Regions from separate parts of the Homo sapiens genome. Here region 2 is linked to region 1. A link is a loop called in an ENCODE intact Hi-C map of the cell type or tissue named here. Cell type or tissue: HCT116. All regions are shown on one strand. Each heading gives the region's core, and the rest is flanking DNA. Links, peaks and the distances in the headings are about the cores only. Region 1 has its middle 110 kb from the start of SLC7A1. Region 2 has its middle 15 kb from the start of MTUS2.

What was found. A loop is a pair of places that touch in the nucleus more often than their neighbours do. Peaks named below come from ENCODE experiments on the same cell type or tissue, not always from the same donor. Only the 100,000 strongest peaks of a DNase experiment are listed, where the experiment ranks them.
Region 2: it touches region 1 in a loop (9-fold over the local background); 2 of 110 quality-filtered maps call a loop at or near these places.

What each region holds. Positions count from the first base shown.
Region 1 is chr13:29,705,230-29,710,608 of GRCh38, forward strand. No RefSeq gene overlaps it. Among named protein-coding and RNA genes, the nearest start is that of SLC7A1, 110 kb to the left of the region's middle. In HCT116, for the core only: a CTCF peak has its summit at 2,878 (motif pointing left); a DNase peak (open chromatin) is centred at 2,872; H3K27me3 peaks cover 154 bases.
Region 2 is chr13:28,802,547-28,807,925 of GRCh38, forward strand. No RefSeq gene overlaps it. Among named protein-coding and RNA genes, the nearest start is that of MTUS2, 15 kb to the right of the region's middle. In HCT116, for the core only: a CTCF peak has its summit at 2,858 (motif pointing right); a DNase peak (open chromatin) is centred at 2,846.

The DNA of each region.
Region 1 (5,379 bases), core at 248-5,247:
CACGGGTGCATTTTCGCATGCAATGACAGAGCTGAAGTGGTCAGCAAAATTAGCTTAAAATAAGAGCACGATGCTACAACAAGGGGCAACCTTGATGAAGGCAGTTTGCCCCGCACAGTTCCATGGGTTGGCTATCCCTGTGAAAATGTGCATCCCCCAGAGGCTGACCTAGCATGGCAGGCCTGGGACACTGATGTGGGTCAGTGTAGTGGGTTGAATCATGGCCCCCAAAAAGATATGGCCAAGTTCTAACCTGTGACTGTGACCTTATTTAGAAAAAGTGTCTTTACAGATGTCATTAAGTTAAGGATCTTGAGATGAAATCATCCTGGATTTAGGGTGGGCCCTAAGTCCAATGACAGGTATCCTTATTAAGAGAAAGTTGGGAGAGATTTGATGCACAGGGGAGAAGGCTGCCTGAAGAAGGAAGCAGAGACTGGAGTGATGCAGCCACAAGCCAATAAGCCTGGAGCCACCAGGAGCTGAAAGAGGCAAACAGGGATTATTCCCTAGAACCTTCAGAGGAAGTGTGACCTTTCTGATACCTTGATTCCCAACTGTTGACTTCCAGAACTGTGAGAGAATGAATTTCTGTTGTTTTAAGTCACTCAATTTGTGGTCATTTGTTACAGTAGCCCCAGAAAACTAATAAAGAGAGCACTGCTCTTGTCTTGGGCCTGTTTTACTATTTATACTTCCCCCACCCCAGAGTAACAAGTTATGCACTTACAGTGAGAAATGCACTGAGAAGGGGAGGCCACCACCTGCTCAGGGCATTCTGCCTCTGTAGACAGTTCCAGGGCAGAAAATCAGATGCTGGTGTTGGTCGACATTCAGAATGTTCTCCTGGCCCAGGTGCTGGGAGGGAATCTCCCTCCTGACTCTGGGGACAGACTTGCTGGGTGGCTTCTGGAGGTTTAACCAGCACCCCAGCTCCCTGTGTGTGGGGAGAAGGGGAGGTGAGCCTGGCTTCCCTGACTTCCACCCTTTTCTCCATGCCTTTGGCCTACAGAGCAAGCCATCCTGTGGATTCTCACTGCCCTTCTCCAAACAGGGCATGGCTAGGACCCCTCATACTCTATTATCACCAGAGGCTGCATTTCCTCCTTGAGTCAGCTTGAGTTTTGGATGTTTCCAATGTCTTTGGTGACATGTTTACCAATAATTCTTCTTAGTTATTTCTCACAGATGGCTAATCCTTTATGGGTAAATTTTTCTAGTTTCACTCTAAGAACATTTTCCAAGTCCTTGAGAAGCAAGGGAGGCACCACATGGCCAAGACTCACACTCTCTGGCAAGAGGGCTGGTGGTGCTCAGGGAACTCGACAGCCACTGGGAGAGCTGGGCCCCTAACATGAGCTGCAGAGCCATAAACAAGATGCAAAGCAATGGCCTTTGGTTGGTATTTAATATCAGGAAGATTCATCCTTACTACTCTTTTTTCTCTGTGTGAGTGGATAAGTGAGTATGTGTGTGTGGTGTGTGTATTGAGGTGTGGGTCAGACACTAGCCACCACAGTGTTTGGCTTTCTCCAGCTGTAAATATAAGGAAGAGACTTTGAAAGTCTCATTGTTTTTTCCTTTCCATTCTAAAATCCTAAGATCCTATGGAACATGTCTCAGGAGAATTTAAAACAAAAAATAAGGAATTCACAAGCACTTTCAACTGTTCAAGCTTATGCGGGAACTCTAAACCCACAGGAAAAAGAAACTTTTCAACTCCTCCTCATCAATTCACTGTTATAACACCCGACCCTCTCAGCAGAATGTGCTACTGTGAGCGACTCGCACTGGACAACATCATAAGCTCTTTTGATTTGTCCTTACAACATTTGTCCTTGAGCAACCTTGCACGTGGCAAGACTGCTTCCCACAGAGGGGATGCCTGCGGATGTGTTAGTGTTTCACCGCCAGCCCTGGGTGGTAGTTGCCAGGCTTCGTCTTCTGAAGAACAGCATTCCCTTGTTTGTCTGGCTCTCCCATTGACTCCTAACTGCCCTCTTTTCCTGCTGATTTCCTTGCACACAACGAGTATTTCCTTGCAATAAAGGGAAAAATAGACAAGTATGTGAAACACAGAAAACTATATGACGAGCAGCTCAACAGAAGATGCATTCAGTTCCATTTCTTCCATTCCTGGATTCACCTGTGGCCCCAGCAGCCCCATCTCTGACTCTCAAAACATCAAATGGACACTCTCACCTGAAGACATGGTGGCCTAAAGTGCTGGCCCTCTGTAGGAGGGTTTTGATCTCATTTTTGCTCTGTTCCTTCTTTGCTTTGTCTCCTCTGTTTTTGTGGACTTGGTTTGGGGAATGGGGTGGTGTGAAGAGGTGCAAGTTCCTGGAAATTGTCCTCTCTGCCAAGCTAGTGAGACCTGCTTGGGCCTTGTCCGTACCTAGCTCTATCCGGCTGAAAGACCAGGCCAGGCACAGACTCCACTGTGTGGTGTACAGGAGTTCATGTGTAACTCTTGTTTCCAAGACTCACTAGGCAAAGGCCAGAGATAAAGCCTCAGAACACTGTGGCCCCGCTCCTGTCTGGTTTTCCCACATTCCCTCCTACTCTCACATGCCCTCTCTGTCCAGGCACTGTGTGCAGGCCCTTGGGGATAGACCAGTGAGCAAACCCAACACAGATCCTATCCTCTATCCACTCAAGGGGTTGGTTTTCCTTTTGTGATGCTGGGGAAATGCCCAAGCAGGGAACAGGTTTGTCTCCTCCCTTCGCTGAATGTGTGGATACTGGGGCTCAAGTCCTGCCCCGGCTCCACCTCTGTCTGCAATGAGGAGAGAACTCCATCACCTCCAGAGAGGCCCCGGCCCCAGACCCAGCCTTGTTCTGAAGGTGTCTAGCACCCTCTGTTGGTGACCCAGACCAAATGCCCTGGGCCTTGGGTTGGGACACAGGCTACCCCAGGGAACCTTATCAGCTCATCTGAACCCTGTGTGTTGTGCATCTGTCCAACCACATACTCCTGAGCGCCAGACTCTGTTCTAGGGGGTGAGGATATACAAATGTGCAGGGTTAATGTTTAGTTTCCTCACACGTTTCAACTCCCTTCTTTTGAAGGAGGATCCCAATGCTGGGAGATGGATCAGGAACAGGGCTCATTCTAGGTCCCATAATCCCTTTCAAAGCACTAGGCTGAGAGGTCTAAGCATCAAGAGGCCCCTCAGTGGCTGTCCTGTGTTCCCTAGAGTTCCTGACCTCAGAGGGCAGATCTGGCCCCACCCCTGTGCTACCTGCGGAATCATGGGCTCAATTCCTCTGGGGAGGCTGAAACTCCTGCTCCCCCCCACGCCTACCTTCACACACATCCTATAACTCCTCTCTTCTTCTCCCTAAATGGGAACTCAGTGGCATTGGACATGACTGGGCAAGGGTGAGTCCCTATCAGAATCCTCCGTCTTCTTCCTTCCAGCCAAGCCGTCATTGCTGGGCTCTTTATGTACCTGATGTTCCTGCTGGTCCCCCGGCCAGCTCCCCTGCCATTTAAAGGCCAACGCACACACCTTGATGTTCAGCAATGACTGTGGGAAACTCACGCTCCCTTTCTTGCTCCAACAAGGTCATAAAAATACAGTTGTATGCAAGAGGCTGGCCCTGCAGATCCCCGCATGTGCCACCACATCCTTCAAATGAATCAGCTGTTTCAGAGGGACCAGCCCTGAGAGGGTAGAGTGCTCATGAGCAGAAAGACAGAATGCAAGCTTTTTGTTTGTTTGTTTGTTTTCCCTTTGTGGGATTTATGTAGTTTAACTTTTTTTTTAACTTTTGTTTTAATAGAACAGCTTTGTTGACCTATAATCTATGTGCCATCCCATGTGCCCATTTAACATGTACAATTCAATGGTTTTTAGGATATTCACAGAGTCATGCAGCCATCACCACAATCAATTTTAGAACATTTCTCTCACCCCAAAAAGAAATCTCATACCCATTAGCAATCATTTCCCATTTCCCCCAGGAACCCCCAGCCCCTGGCAACCACTAATCCACTTTCTGCCTCTATGGATTTGCTTATTCTGGACATTTCATATAAATGAGATCACACAACATGTGGCCTTTTGTGTCTGGCTTCATTCACAAAACAAGATTTTGCTCCTTATTTTCACTGCACTTTAATCAGAGTGACCATATAATTTATCATCCAAGCTGGGACACTTTTAGAGGGAAAGGGATGCTCTTAATACTTATGCTGTGACAACCAGCATAAACCGGGGCTGCCCGGATGAGAACTTACTTCCTTCTACTGAAATGGTTAATAATCCACACCTCCCACCCACTCTGCAGCTACCTGCCTTCCCCTCCCTAAGTCAAAATCAACAAATAAATCACTCTCAGTAACCTCAGGTCTTGCCAATACCCGAAAGTTAATGTACTTCCAGAGTTGCTAATGCTCTGTTTACGGCTGAAGCATGCTTATGATTTATGGGAGAAATAAGACTAATTTCCCCCAAAGAGACGAGAACTAGCCGTTTTATTTTTCATTTTGGAAGCACGAAATTTGACTGCATGGGGTGCAAACTGTGAAAGAAAGCGGATACAGAAAACAAAGCTGTTATAACAAATGTGGGAAGGATGTTGTGAACTATGGGCCATCAGAAGGAGACTGCAGGAGGCTTAATTGGACGGGTCATGCGTCGCAGCTCTGAAAAGGGCAACGTGATTATTTATTGTTGTGCTCTTAATGCACCTGGCTCAATGTCACCTCTCACTGCGATGCTCTCTCCCAGGCTGTTTTTGACACTCTGAAAATTGCTTCAGTGTTTGTAAGTAAATACAAAATGTATAATTTTTTAATTATAGGTATCTGTCGGGTGCAGATAGAAGTTAAGCCTGCTTGGCAACACCCTCTGTCACTCACCGCCGGCAAATGAGCCTGAGAAGCAATTCAGCAGCAGACATTTTTAACTATTGATTCCCTCCTGGATGCAGCAAGGCTTGATCAAATAAGGAAATCTCTCTATCACCAAACATAGTATTGAGGGCCCACCACATGCAAGATACTCTACCACACCCTGCCAGCACTGCAAACAGAATGTATTTAGGCTGCCTTGGAATGGCACCGTGCAAAAGGAAAAATTATATATAGCAACCAAGAAATCATCTTTCCCTAATCTGTCTCTGATGAGACCTCTGCATCAGCCTTGAGCCTAAATTCTCTAAGAAATCCACTGATTTTTCTATGAATTGTTTGTGTTCTGAATTCACTAATAAAGCCAATTTGGACCACCTATCCCAGTGTGGTCAGGGATTGCCCCATGTGGAAGGTGGTTGGGTTCTTGCTGTTTAGGGGCAGGCTCTGTCCTGGGAGCTGGATGTTGGGTCTAGACAACTCCAAGCCAAGGAGACTCCCTTGTGACTGCCCTGTTC
Region 2 (5,379 bases), core at 76-5,075, 900 kb before region 1:
TTTGTGTGCTCTACGGCAAATTCTGTGGTAAAATCCATGTGTACACTTTCCAATAGGCTTTGCCATAATAACTAAAGTTTAATCCACTATTAAGTATATAAAAAAAGCAAAGGGAAGCAAATAACATGTTTTTTAAAATACGGAATTTTAGTTATAGCCCTAAATTAATGTCATATTCCCAAGGGACTTATAATGCATTTGAAATTTAAATAGCACAAAGAGGGTTGCAGGCATTTTATTTTACTAATGTTTTCGCCACAGCAAACATAATTGCCTGGGGGAATTTACCACAGGTCTAGGGACAGAATTTATGATTTTGTTTCATTTCCCATAATTTTTGCCACTAGAAAACAAAAAGCAGAGCAATCTCAAATCTCAGTAAAAACAGACTTTCAAGGCAAACTTACAAAAGGAGTGTGCATTATTGAGACAAAAACAGCCAACGCAGTTTATGCCTTTTTTTTCTTTAGGGTGTTAGCTATAGTACTCCAAATTGTAACCAAATTTTAGAAGAACAAAAAGAAGTCCTTCAGCTCTTGAATATTAAAGCCAAAAGTAAATCATAGGCCATTTTCAAGAACGGTAACCAACTATGTAATCTACATTGGAGGAGGCGGTGTTGATGGTATTTAGTAACTGCAGGCAATGTGTCATGAACCCTGCTAAGGGAGGAAAGACAGTTAAGGCTGGCTCTAAGCAACACGGCCAGAAGCTAGAGTGGTCTGCCTTTGGGCCTTTGGTTGTTCTGTTCCATTTTCCCTGCTCAGGATGAAAGGATTACCATTCTCCCTGGAACCAGGTTGGTGGTGGCAAAGCAGCAGCGGAAGGATGAGGAGAAGCTGGGCGGTCCTGAGCCTCTGTATGTGGAGCAGGACTTATGGGGCACACGTACCCAGGAGCTGGGCAGTGTGTTTGAAATGGGGAGGTATGGCTCCCCATCACTGGATGGAGATGCCTGCACACACACCCCCAGCCTTACGCAGATCCAGGACAAAACGCCTAGGAAGACAAAGATCCCATTGATCCTTGATGCCGTGGGTGCTCTTGTGAAAATCGCCCCTTTGCCTTCTATATTATTTCAATCCCTGGTTACGTTTCTAAAAATTATGGTAAAATACACATAAAATTTACCACCGTAACAATTTTTAAACAGTGTTAAGTACATTTACATTGTTGTGCAACAATCACCACCATCCACCTCCAGAACTCTTTCCATTTTGTGAAACTAAAACTTTGTACCCATTAAACATCAACTCCACATTCCCCCTGCCCCCAGCCCCTGGCAACCACCATCCGACTTCTTGTCTCCATCAACTTGACTAGTCTAGGTACCTTGTATGAGTGGAATTGTACAGTATTTGTCTTTTTGTGACTGGCTTATTTCATTTAGCATAATGTCCTCATGGTTCATCCATGTTGTGGCATGTATCAGGATTTTTTTTTTTTTGGCTGAATAATATTCCATTGTAGGGATAGATCATATTTGGTTTATCCATTCACCCATCAGCAGACACTTCGTTGCTTTTCCCTTTTGGCTGGTGTAAATAATGCTACTATTAACATGGGTGTGCGTATATCTGTTTGAGTCCCTGCTTTCCATTCTTTTGGGAATATACCCAGAAGAAAAATTGCTGGAGCATATGGTAGTTCTGTCTTTAGTTTTCTGGGGAGCCTCCACACTGTTTTCTTCAGTGGCTGTACCATCTCATATTCACATCACAGTGCACAAGGGTTCCATTTACCTTGCTTCTGGTCACATTTTATGTGACTGGAACACGTCTGCTTCATTGTAAAGAATACTATCACATCTGGTTACTTTTTTCTCTCTCCTCGAAAGCATCCATCTCATGTCAATTTTTTTCTTATCAACAGCCCAAGTCTCAGTGTGGGTTTTGTTCTGGGAGTGCAGAGGACAGCCAGGTCACCAAGAATATGCCTTAATGTTTATAATTATCATAAATTATATATGTATGGCATTTTTCAGTTTATAAAACACACTTGCATTTATTACATCTTTGATTCCTGTCCTACAAGGGAGGTGACACAGTTTTTCTTATTCCCCTTCCTTTTTGATGGAGAAACTGTGCCTCACAGAAGCTAAGTAACCTGCTCAGGTTATATAGCCAATGTAAGACCAGAAAAAATATCTTCTGGCTTTGACATATTTGGTGCTTTTCCCATCCCACTGTGAGACTTCTCAAGCCAACTCCATAGACACATGCACAGAGACTAGTGTGGTTATTCTCCTTCCAGATTTAGAGAGACTGCATATTCTAGGAAAAAAAAAACTCCTGACTTAAATACTTTAAAATACTATAAAATATCCAATGAATAGCTGTGATGGATGCTGCTTGTGAGATCTCTGCAAATTCCCTTGGTCCCACTGTTTGTTCCAGCTGCTGTTGCAGCAACCGATTTCAAGAGGCTTAGACCAGCCTCATGCCAGTGTAACCAGGCAGTACCCTCACCTTGATTATGCCCTGTGGATCTCTCGCTTTCCTCCCTGAAGAATCTCTGGCATCATGGCATGGGGTACCTGTAGACACTTCTCATCTCTCACACATGCACACTCTAGCTGAGTGGGTGAGTTAAAACTCCTGCACCGCCCTTGACCAATAGAAAATGGAAGCCAGTGGCTAAAAGAGTGTCCCCTTTCATCTCCCAGGAGGATATTTCTGAGACGCATTTTTTAATCTTCCCCAATTTAAATCTTCTAATTTAAAAGTAAACTTTACTGTGGAAAATGCAAACTTGAGGAGGGCAGAAAGATCACACACAAGGCTGCCACTTCACACCTGGAGGGTTGCACAGCGGCTGGGCAGAGGCGCTCCTCACTTCCCAGGCGGTGTGGCCACCAGAGGGCGCTCCTTATGTTTCAGACGGTGCCGCCACCAGGCAGAGGTGCTCTGAGATGCGTTTTATAACATGTTCTTTCAAAGGACCTGGAAAGATCCGATGCCATTCACCTTCTGAGTGGCCAACTCAATAAAGCATCCAATATTTTACATGACCTCCTTCCATGTTCTACAACTGCCTTCTATATAGCTGCTTTTTGGGATCATTTACCCAGTAATCTACTTGAACATGAACTTCCTCTTACACCCCCTCGTTCTCTGCTTTTAGGGCAACCTGTGCTAAGACAGTTCTAGAAGTAGCTCTGGAAAACAGCCCCTCAGGATGGGATTTTGGCTGGATCACTTTCCAGTCAGACAGCAATAAGGACTCCATTGCTAGCATACATTGAGAGTGATAATCCTGGTACGCAGTGGCACCAAAATTAATAAGATTCTCTTGGCCGGGCGCAGTGGCTCACGCCTGTAATCCCAGCACTTTGGGAGGCCGAGGCGGGTGGATCATGAGGTCAGGAGATCGAGACCATCCTGGCTAACAAGGTGAAACCCCGTCTCTACTAAAAATACAAAAAATTAGCCGGGAGCGGTGGTGGGCACCTGTAGTCCCAGCTACTCGGGAGGCTGAGGCAGGAGAATGGCGTGAACCCGGGAAGCGGAGCTTGCAGTGAGCCGAGATTGCGCCACTGCAGTCCGCAGTCCGGCCTGGGCGACAGAGCGAGACTCCGTCTCAAAAAAAAAAAAAAAAAAAAAAAAAAGATTCTCTCATCTGATGGATTAGACTGAGGCAAAAATGGAAATGAAAGCATTGAGATTTGAAGTATGTTTAAAATGTAACAGTTTGGGGAAAATAATTATAAGGATTGTGGCAGAGCTTCCCAGGAGACTGATGGCACAGCCTCAACTGGTCTCCCGTGTCAGAATCAGGGCTCTGATACAAGACAAGAAGGTCCTGAGGTCTTGGATAGGGATGTTAGGGCTGACAAGCCTGAGTATTTTGAATCCCTAGATTTCCTTGAACATCTGGGCTGGTAGAAGCAGGTCATTCCCTCTTGCTAGAGGAGAGAAAACTCCACTTGCTTGATTTCCTGTGTAAATATCACCTAAGGCTTATGCCCCATGACGTGGTGTTGTGCTCTTCAAGATCTGCCCACGTGGTCCCGCCATTGCCTCCATGCTGGTACCCAATGTTGGCTTTCAGCTCGGCCTGAGCAGAAAAATACAGACCCTCCTCCAGGAATAAGAAGCTTATACATACACTCACAAACCTGCATGCCCACACACGTATATACATATATTTTGTGGCAAAACCTTCTCAGGTATGTGTGCTAACCTATTGGCTAATGTGGTGCTGTGTGGTCAATAGCTAAAATATATTGGTCCAAGAACCACAGAACAGAAGAAGGAGTAGGTCCTCTCATCAATACTCCCAGTGACCCACTCATAATGTGTGCTTCCTCTGAAACCTTGGACTTTGCTGGATTAGAGGCTCTGATCACTGCAATAGTTCCAAAGAACTTGAAGGTACAACTACCATCTGGTCACTTTGAGCTTCCCATGCCAATAGACCAGCAGGCAAAGAAAGTAGTTATTATTCTGGCAGGAGATGTTGATCCTGGTTATCGTGAGGAGCTACAATTGTTGCTGCGCAAGGTGGGCAGGAGTATGCCAGAATGCAGGGGAGTGCTTCCATGACCAGCAACAGCAATGAATGGGCAATTGAAGAGGTCATGGCTAAACAGAGACAAGGCCACTAAGGGGCCAAGCCCCACCTGACAAGTAAACTAGCCTGGCCAAAGTCTTGGCAGAGGTAAAGAAAATCTGGAATGGAAAATAGAGGAGGAAAATGTTCATTATCAGTTACCTTCTAGGCACCAGGCACAACAGAAGAGGCTGTAGCTTGGTCCTCTAACCCACTGGTATTAAGGCTTTTTAGAGATTACTGCTGGCTGCCACTGAGAATGGAACTATTTTACGAATTGAGTTTAGTAGGAAGCACAAGAGATATGAGCGACGCAAGGAGATGTATCTGTGATGCATTTTATAAGAGCCCAGCAAGATCAAGCATAAGTCATCTGGAGCAGTGGCTAACTTGATAATGAATTTTAATATTGTTTTTCCCCCCTTCACTCATGTCTTTTTGCTGTTCCCTGGGATCATTTCCCAAATAAATTACCTGCACATAAGATTTTGTCTCATGGTCTGCATTTAGGAGAACTCAGGCCATAATGACACATTTAAATGCATAGCTAAATTCACAAGAAAGTAAGCCAGGCACTAAAAGAAAAAGAGAAAGATGAGGCCAGAGTGGTAAGTAAGTGGGTACAGTACTCAATAAATAGATGACCTATAAACTAGGGTTTTGATGTTTTGTGGGTAGAAGATTAGATCTTTGGTTTCTACAACCGGAGATGTCGGAGCTAAAATCTCTGCATAAAGCCTTTAAGGGCTGCATCATCAGTAAAAGTGTGGATTATAAAAAGACCAACCCATCAGTAAAATGAGTCCAGGAAAAAAAAAAGATCTCTAA